Linked DNA regions of Homo sapiens: region 2 is linked to region 1. Evidence: chromatin contacts called from ENCODE Hi-C data. All regions are on one chromosome and are shown on one strand. The core of a region is the stretch at or near the end of the contact, and the rest is flanking DNA. Distances in the headings are between cores, read along the strand shown.

Region 1 (5,666 bases), core at 2,000-4,499:
GAGGCCAAGGTGGGAGGATCACTTGAGTCCAGGAATTTGAGACCAGCCTGGGCAACATGGTGAAATCCTGTCTCTACAAAAAATTAGTCGAGTGTGTGGTGCACGCCTGTGGTCCCAGCTAGCCAGGAAGCTGGGGTGGGAGGATGGTTTGAGTCCAGAGGTGATATTTATGCTGAGAGGTGAAAGATGAAAAGGAGAAAAAGCCAAGAAAGCAAAATTCCAAATGGAACAAACAGCTTGGGTGAAGTCCCGGAGTTAGGAAAGAACTTAATACAACGAAGGAACTGAAAGAAAGCTGATGTTGCTGTAGCTCAGGGAACCAGGGGTGGAGTAGCAAGAAAAATGATGAGGGCCAGGCAGTGGCCGATGCCTGTAATCCCAGCATTTTCGAAGGCCGAGGCCGGCAGATTCCTTGCGCTCAGGAGTTTGAAACCAGCCTGGGCAACATGGCAAAAGTCTACACAGAAATACAGAAATTAGCCAGGCATGGTGGTGCGCGTGTGTAGTCTCAATTACTCAGGAGGCTGAGGTGTGATTCCACCACTGTATTCTAGCCTAGGCAACAGAGCGAGAACTTGCCCCTCTTCTCCCACAAAAAAGATGGAATAGCTGGGCAAGGTGGCTCACCCCTGTAATCCCAGCACTTTTGGAGGCTGAGGTGAGCGGATCACTTGAGGTCAGGAGTTTGAGACCAGCCTAGCCAACATGGTGAAACCTTGTCTTTACTAAAAATACAAAAATTAGCCGGGTGTGGTGGCATGTGCCTGTAGTCCCAGCTACTCTACTAGGGAGGCTGAGGCAAGAGAATCGCTTGAATCTGGGAGGCGGAGGTTGCAGTGATCTAAGATTGCACCTCTGCACTCCAGCCTGGGTGACAGAGCAAGACTCTGTCGCAAAAAAAAAAAAATAAAATAAAATAAAAAGAAGGAATAGCAAGTGAAGGGCCATATTGATCATGACTTTATGGAAGTTGAAGTTTGTGTTTAGTTTTAAGTACAATTGGAAGACACTGATGAGTTTTTAAAAGGAAGTGACATGATAGAATTTCTATTTTAGAAAACTAATTCTGGCAGCTGTGTGGAAAATGAATTGAAAATGGACATACCGCTCTTCTGAAACTTCCTTAAAAAGCTATCGCATAGCCGGGCGCGGTGGCTCACGCCTGTAATCCTAGCACTTTCAGAGGCCAAGGCGGGTGGATCATGAGGTCAGGAGATCAAGACCATCCTGGCTAACACGGTGAAACCCCGTCTCTACTAAAAAATACAAAAAATTAGCCGGGCGTGGTGGCGGGCGCCTGTAGTCCCAGCTACTTGGCAGGCTGAGGCAGGAGAATCACTTGAACCCGGGAGGTGGAGCTTGCAGTGAGCCGAGATCGTGCCACTGCACTCCGGCCTGGGCGACAGAGTGAGACTCTGTCTCAAAAAATAAATAAATAAATAAATAATAAATAATAAAAAAGCTATTGTATAAACTGACCTGCACTGTTTGAAGTCAGAATAGTGATTGTTGGGGGCAGAGTTACTAGAGGGCAGCATGAGGGGAGATTCTGAAGGTGCAGGAAATGTTCTGCTTATTTTCTGGGAGCTGACTATATGAGTATGTTTGGTTTGTTAGTATTCAAGCTTTACACTTGGGATATGTACATTTTTCCTTATGTATATTGTACTTCAATACAAATTTTTAGACTGGGCACGGTGGCTCACCCCTGTAATCCCAGCATTTTGGGAGACTGAGGAGGGCAGATCACTTGAGGCCAGAGTTTGAGATCAGGCTGGCCATCATGGTGAAACTCTGTCTCTACTAAAAATACAAAAATTGGCCTGGTGTGTTGGCGCATGCCTGTAATCCCAGCTACTTGGGAAGCTGAGCCACAATAATCAATTGAACCAGGAGGTGGATGTTGCAGTAAGCTGAGATCGACCCACTGCACTCTAGCCTGGGCAACAGAGGGACACTCACTCTCTCTCAAAAAAAAAAAAAAAAAAAAAAAAAAAAAATATATATATATATATATATATATATATATATATATATATTATATGGTAATAGTTGAATTTAGATGATCCTGCATTAGGAAATAAAATGAAACATATAACGGTTATTACTGGAATAACTGACAAAATTTAAAGATGGAATTTGTATACTAGTATTGAATCACGATTAAATTTCCTTAATTTCATAATCGGGCTGTGCTTACATAAGAGGTAGTCCTTGATCTTAGTAGATACATACCTAAGTATTTAGGGAGATGTGTGATTGGTTTTCAAATGGTTTTGCAAAATAATATGTAAATACATAGGTAAAGATAAACTTGGCAAAATAGTAACACTAAGTGAATCTAGGTGAAGAGTATATGCGCATTCATTATATTATTCTTGCAACATTTGTTTTAAATTTTTAATAGTTTAAAAATAGGCCGGGAGCAGTGGCTCAGGCCTGTAATCCCAGCATTTCGGGAGGCCAAGGTGGGCGGGTCACTGGCAGTCAGGAGTTTGAGACCAGCCTAGGCAACATGAGGAAACCCCATCTCTAGTGAAAATACAAAAATTAGACGGGTGTGATGGTACCTGCCTGTAATCCCAGCTCCTCAGGAGGCTGAGGCACGAGAATCGCTTGAGCCTGGGAGAGGGAGGATGCAGGGAGCTGAGATCGTGCCACTGCACTCCAGCCTGGGCGACAGAGCAAGACTACTCCAAAAATAAATAAATAAATAAATAAATAAATAAATAAATAAATAAATAAAAATAACTAAATTACTTGAAATTGTAATAAGCTAAGTAATAAGTAAAAACTGGAGAAAAGTCATAACAATAATTCGGGAACAAGATGATGTGACGGGCTAAACCTGGCAGTGAAGACACAGAAAAATGAATAAATTCAAGGTATGTTTTGGAGGTAGAACTGACAAGATTTGTTAACTGATAAGGTGTAGCAAATAAAGAAAAAGGGAGGAATAACTGCTGTAAACAAACCTGACCAAAAGGAACAAACTAGCTCCGCCCTTCCCGATTGCAGCCACGCGAAGGAAGTGAGGAAAAGAAAGCAAAGGCCTAGCTACGGGCAGGCTTCCGTTCTAGCGTCGCGAAGAGGCCGTAAAGCACAGAAACCCGTTTGTCCCCTCCCCTAATGGGCGGGCCTTGAGACTGCCCGGCCAATGGCAAGCGAGTAATCGACTGATAATCCAATAGCTCTGGAGTGGGTGGAGTCCTGAGGAATTGGGGTGGGCTGGACTTGGGCCTGGAGTTAGGCATTTCCGCCCACGTGGGAAGCTATGAGGTATAGACCCGGCTAGAATCTGAAGTGCGGGAGAGTGCTGGACCCTGAGTGATGGGGCCGGCGCCAGCTGGAGAGCAGCTTCGCGGAGCGACTGGAGAGCCAGAGGTGGGTTGAGCCATCGGGGAGGAACAGAGGCTCAATGTGCGCTCCCTTGGCTGCAGGGCCCGAGATGGCGTGATCTGACAGCTTGCGGGTGAAAGCCATGCCGGCGGCCCATTCTGGAGGATGTTTCCAGCCAGTGGCACTGAGACAGGGCTTGCTAGGGGTGATGGAACCTGGCAGTATTTGGTTAGAAGCAGTGAAGCCGGTAGAGCCTCTGCTCTCTTCTGGAGCTCTGCACCTCAAAGTTGAAGAGACCCACACTTGGGTCGTTTCTTTTATTTGGTGGTCCTTGACGATAAGCGGGATCTTCCTCCACAGAATTTGTGTCCAGTTCTGTGCTCCCCGCTGTAGCGGAGGGCATACGGTGCCTCTCCTGGAGCGCTCCAGTAAGGCTCTCTGGGATGAGAGGCATCGTGGAGCGGATGGGCCCACGGCTGTAGGGGAAAAGGTTTGGGATCCTGCACGCTTGCCTTTGAAGCCTGCTCATAGTACGGGTGTACCAGTTGTGGAACCTCGAGTGAATAGTGGGACTTCAAGTGTCTTCAAGAATTATTTTGAGGATTTAATGACTTGCTAAATGTGTCCTCTGGGGTCCAGTCGGTTCTAGCTCCTTCCATCAGTGAGTATTTAGTGTAAACTGAGGCAGTCAGGTCTTCCTAGAGGAGGTGGAACCTGGCAGGATTTGGTTGGAGCGAGAATGGGAAAGACATTTGAGAAGTCCCAGGCCTATATCAGCAGAAGAGGAAACTTCCTGAAAATACAAGGGGCCTGGGCATTACTTAGGGCAGGGCTCAGTCAGCTTCTTTTTTTTTTTTTTTTTTTTGACAGTCTTGCTCTGTTGCCCAGGCTAGAATGCAATGGCACGATCTCGGCTCACTTCAGCCTCTGCCTCCTGGGTTCAAGTGATTTTCCTGCCTCAGTCTCCCGCGTAGCTGAGATTACAGGCATGTGCCACCACACCTGGCTAATTTTTGTATTTTTAATAGAGACGGAGTTTCCCCATGTTGGCCAGGCTGATTTCGAACTCCTGACTTCAGCTGATCCGCCCAGCTCCACCTCCCAAACTGCTGGGATTACAGGCGTCAGCCACCGTGTCCAGCCTGGGCCCAGTCAGCTTCTATCACTACCAATTCCAAACAGAGCTCCATGCTTGTGGTGTCAGGTAGACAGGAGAGCTCTTAACTCAAGGAATTTTCGGCTCAGCGCTCAGTGATGTTCATCCAAGTAACGATTCTCCTGAGTTTTACAAAATCTGACTCCTACTCAAAAGAGGGACAGAGCAGGTGAAGCTTTTACCCACAACCTATCATGGTGGCACTTTAGGCAGCAGATGCTAGATACCTATTACCTCAAAATGGCTTCTCCCTCACTGGCCACAGGTGATGGAACCAGCCCTGGAAGGCACAGGCAAAGAGGGGAAGAAAGCATCCTCCAGGAAGCGTACATTGGCTGAACCTCCAGCGAAGGGCCTCCTGCAGCCAGTGAAGCTCAGCAGGGCAGAACTGTACAAGGAGCCTACCAATGAGGAGCTTAATCGCCTTCGGGAGACTGAGATCTTGTTCCACTCCAGCTTGCTTCGTTTACAGGTACTGTTGAGTGTCTGCAGCTTTTGTTCGAGGTGTGTACCTGGGACCCTGAGGCTGATGGACTGTCTTCTACCCTCTCTTACAGGTAGAGGAGCTACTAAAGGAAGTAAGGCTGTCAGAGAAGAAGAAGGATCGGATTGATGCCTTCCTACGGGAGGTCAACCAGCGGGTTGTGAGGGTGCCCTCAGTCCCTGAGACAGAGGTAAGCAAGTGGCCTGGGGAACTGGGAAGCCCAAGAGAGACCTCCAGTGGGGGTATATCAAACAGGGGCCTTGCTGTTACTCTGTTTAAGGGTTGGGGTGCAGGGAGCTCATTCTCACAGCAAGGAAGCTTAGCTGGGAGCGTGGTCATTTGTGTATTCATTCAGCAAGTACTTCCATGCCTTGCAGTATTTGTGTTCTTAGGATATATCAGTAAATAATAGCCTATGCTGTAATGCTGAGGTTATAGTTAATAGATAAGCATAACAGGTAAACTCTATGGCAATGTTAGAATGTGGTAAACACTGGAAAAAGGAAAAAGTAGGACGAGCAATGTAAGGGGATTGGGAGTATTAGAGGATGGGAGTGGTTTACAAGTTTAAAGGGGGTGTTCACAAAGTAGGCCTTATTGAAGTGACATTTGTGTAAAGACTTGAAGTAGGTGAGTCAGCTATATAGATATCTAAGGGAATAAAAGCATTCCAGGAAGGGGGAACAG
Region 2 (2,700 bases), core at 41-2,540, 1.2 Mb before region 1:
AGGTTGGGGGATATAAGGAGAGGCCAAAGAGTCCAGTTCCCCCTCCCCTGGAAGTTCCAGCCATTTCTCACCTCCCCCTCCATTCTTTGGGCCCCAGCACCAGGAAATGCCTTTGGTCCCTTGGTGCCAGATACACAAGACCCACAGTTACCCTCAGACTCATACACTCTCACATGCGGTCACTCACAGTCACACGGGCACAGCCACACCGCCTCAGACTCAGACACACTTACACATATTCATACACTCACGCAGTCACACACGCACACAGCCCCTACCAGGGCTCACAGCACCGCCTAAAAGCAACTCTTCATCATGGTCTAAGCCCCCTCTCTCAGGGAGCTCTTAGCCGGGGCAGACCCGCATCTCATCACTGTTACAGGCCCCCAACTAGCCAGAGATCAAGATCAGCAGGGAAGGCAGGCATAGGGGCACAGAGAGAGACAGAGAGAAAGGAAAGGCAAAACTGGAAATGCACCCACACAGAGAGACCAGGGGAACAAAGCTGTGAAGAAACACACAGAGGTATCTCTAGTAAGACAGCAATAGGGACAGAAAACGGCACGTAAGGGAAACTGAGCCAAGCAGGGAAACAGAAAATAAGGAGCAGTAGACCTGATGCTGGGGATTCTTGAGCAGAGGAAGGAGGGGAAGCCACGTGTGTTGTGGGTGTGTCTGTCAATGCTGGACACTTAAGAGAAAGGTCAGTCCCATGGGCTCTTGAGGTAGGTCCCCCAATACATGAATACAGCTGTACTCCCACACGGTTTAAGTTAGGACCCAGGACACACACATAGTCACAAACCTCACTTTTGCTCTGCTACTGCTGAAGTCACACATTGGCACACACAAAGCCAGCCACCCACTCTCACGCTGGCAGACATGGTCTCAAACCCCACAGAGACCTTCCCAAAACACATTCCCTCATGTGGTCACAGTCCCTCTCACACAAACACACAACCCAGTCCCACCAAAAATGTGCATTGACAGATACACACATAATCCCACACTTGCACAGCCACATGCACCTCCAGCTCCATGCACACTGACACACGCAGTCACATTAGCTGACAGCTGCACCAAGTGACACTCAGAATCGCACACAATGATACTGTCACACAGACACAGCCTCACAGGCACATACACACTGACAGTCGTTAGTCACTCCCGGCCTTTCAGATCATACATCACCCTGCCCCGCCCACTCCTGACAAGACTTTGGCGTCTACACCAGGCCTCACCTTCCGCGGCCGCTGCCGCCAGCGCCCTCTGCCCTCGCCCTCGCCCTCTGCCCCGGCCTCTACTCCCTCCCGCCCTGGGCCCCCGCAGCGGGGGTGGCTCCGCCCAGGCGCCAATGGAAGGAGAGGAGTGAAATAGGGGGGCTCCTGGCCCATTGGAGACTCCAACTGCCAATCACCTCCACCCCCACCTCCGCCGGACACTTCCTGTCCCGTCCCGGACTGAAGAGGCTGCTTGGGACAGAGTCTGGAGCTGGATTCCTGGGTCTCCGCCTGAAGGCCTATCCACCCTGGAACAGCAGGACTGGAAACAAGAGCCACTGGCCAGGTGATTGGAGAAGCTGAAGGTGCCCCTGACTCCAGATAAGATAAAGAAGAAGGAGGGCTGTGTAGGGCAGTGGTTCTCAAACTTTGCTGGATATTGTGGTTTGAAAACTGCAAAACCCCACCCCATACCAATTAAATCAGAGTCTCTGGAGGTTGGACCTAGGCACCAGTATTGTTTAAAACTTCCCAGATGATTCCAAAATGCAGCCAAATCAGAGGTGTAAGGTGTGTCGGGTATATGTATGCCTCAAGAAACCAGCCACCCACTCAGGGTTCTCATCTACTCCCCAGTCATGGGAAGCTCGAGGGAAATGTGTGCATACTATGTCTATCAGATCTTCCAGACCAGGGCAACACTCCCAAGTTCCAGGTACTTCCCCTCCAGGATCTCAGGGAAGAAAAACCCTGGTCTGGAAGGCAGGCAGCCAAGTTTCTCCTGGGCCAGATTCAGTCACTGTCCAGCCTTAGTGTGATTTCCCCACCCACAGGCTTGGTTCCCCTGGGGAAAGAACGAAGGCAAAAACCATTCTGGCCATCCCTGCATCATTCACAATGCCTGCCTTCGCCTTAAAATTTGGAGGACACCAGTGGCATCAGGTCTCCTGTGTTGCATAGACTGTTGTTCCCACAGCGTTGCCAGGGAAACAGGTCCAGAGGGGACTGAATAGACCCCAGGTCACTCTGAGAGCCATACCTTCCTTCCAGGCCCTAGGGTTCCTAACTCTAGCAGTCCCTTCTCTGTCAGAGCTGTTTCTGTTTGTGCAATGATTGGGGCACAAGGGCAGCAGAAGTATATGGTGCCCGCACATGTGAGAGTCTGGAGGAGCCAAGGACACAAAGCCACGTACACGCTCCCTACACACTCCCTACCCGCCCCTTTAGCCCCTGTGGGCTGGAGCAGAGCCAAGCTGCAGCCACTCACAAAGCCAGGGTTCTGGCCAGCAGCCCAGGATCTGGCCACTGACCACTGGGATCAGGATCCAGCTCACCCGCTCCCCATCAAACCCTCAGGCCCAGGCTTGGAGCTGACACCCTAGGGGTGGTGGCAAAGGGGGCTCTGGCCTTCCCAAAGCCTCAGCCACAACCAAGACACAAGATTTTAAAACAGTTTCCTAAACTGGGAATGCTGTCATTA

The links. A loop is a pair of places that touch in the nucleus more often than their neighbours do. Pooled maps may share reads with other maps.
Region 2: a loop to region 1 is called in a pooled map, with 2.2 times the contacts of the local background. The contact joins the promoter of IL11RA here to the promoter of NOL6 in region 1. A Hi-C loop is called at or near these places in 6 of 50 pooled maps.

Annotation. Positions count from the first base shown.
Region 1 is chr9:33,471,507-33,477,172 of GRCh38, reverse strand. NOL6 (nucleolar protein 6) reads left to right here and starts at 3,249. Exons shown (of 26, transcript NM_022917.5): 1 at 3,249-3,384; 2 at 4,761-4,967; 3 at 5,053-5,169. The coding sequence starts at 3,331. LOC107987061 (a long non-coding RNA gene) reads right to left here and starts at 3,033. Exons shown (of 3, transcript XR_001746648.3): 1 at 2,976-3,033. RefSeq lists an enhancer at 3,298-3,637.
Region 2 is chr9:34,650,775-34,653,474 of GRCh38, reverse strand. It overlaps IL11RA (interleukin 11 receptor subunit alpha), which reads right to left and starts at 1,290. Exons shown (of 13, transcript NM_001142784.3): 1 at 1,242-1,290. GALT (galactose-1-phosphate uridylyltransferase) reads right to left here. Exons shown (of 11, transcript NM_000155.4): 11 at 2,440-2,700. RefSeq lists a silencer at 1,235-1,334.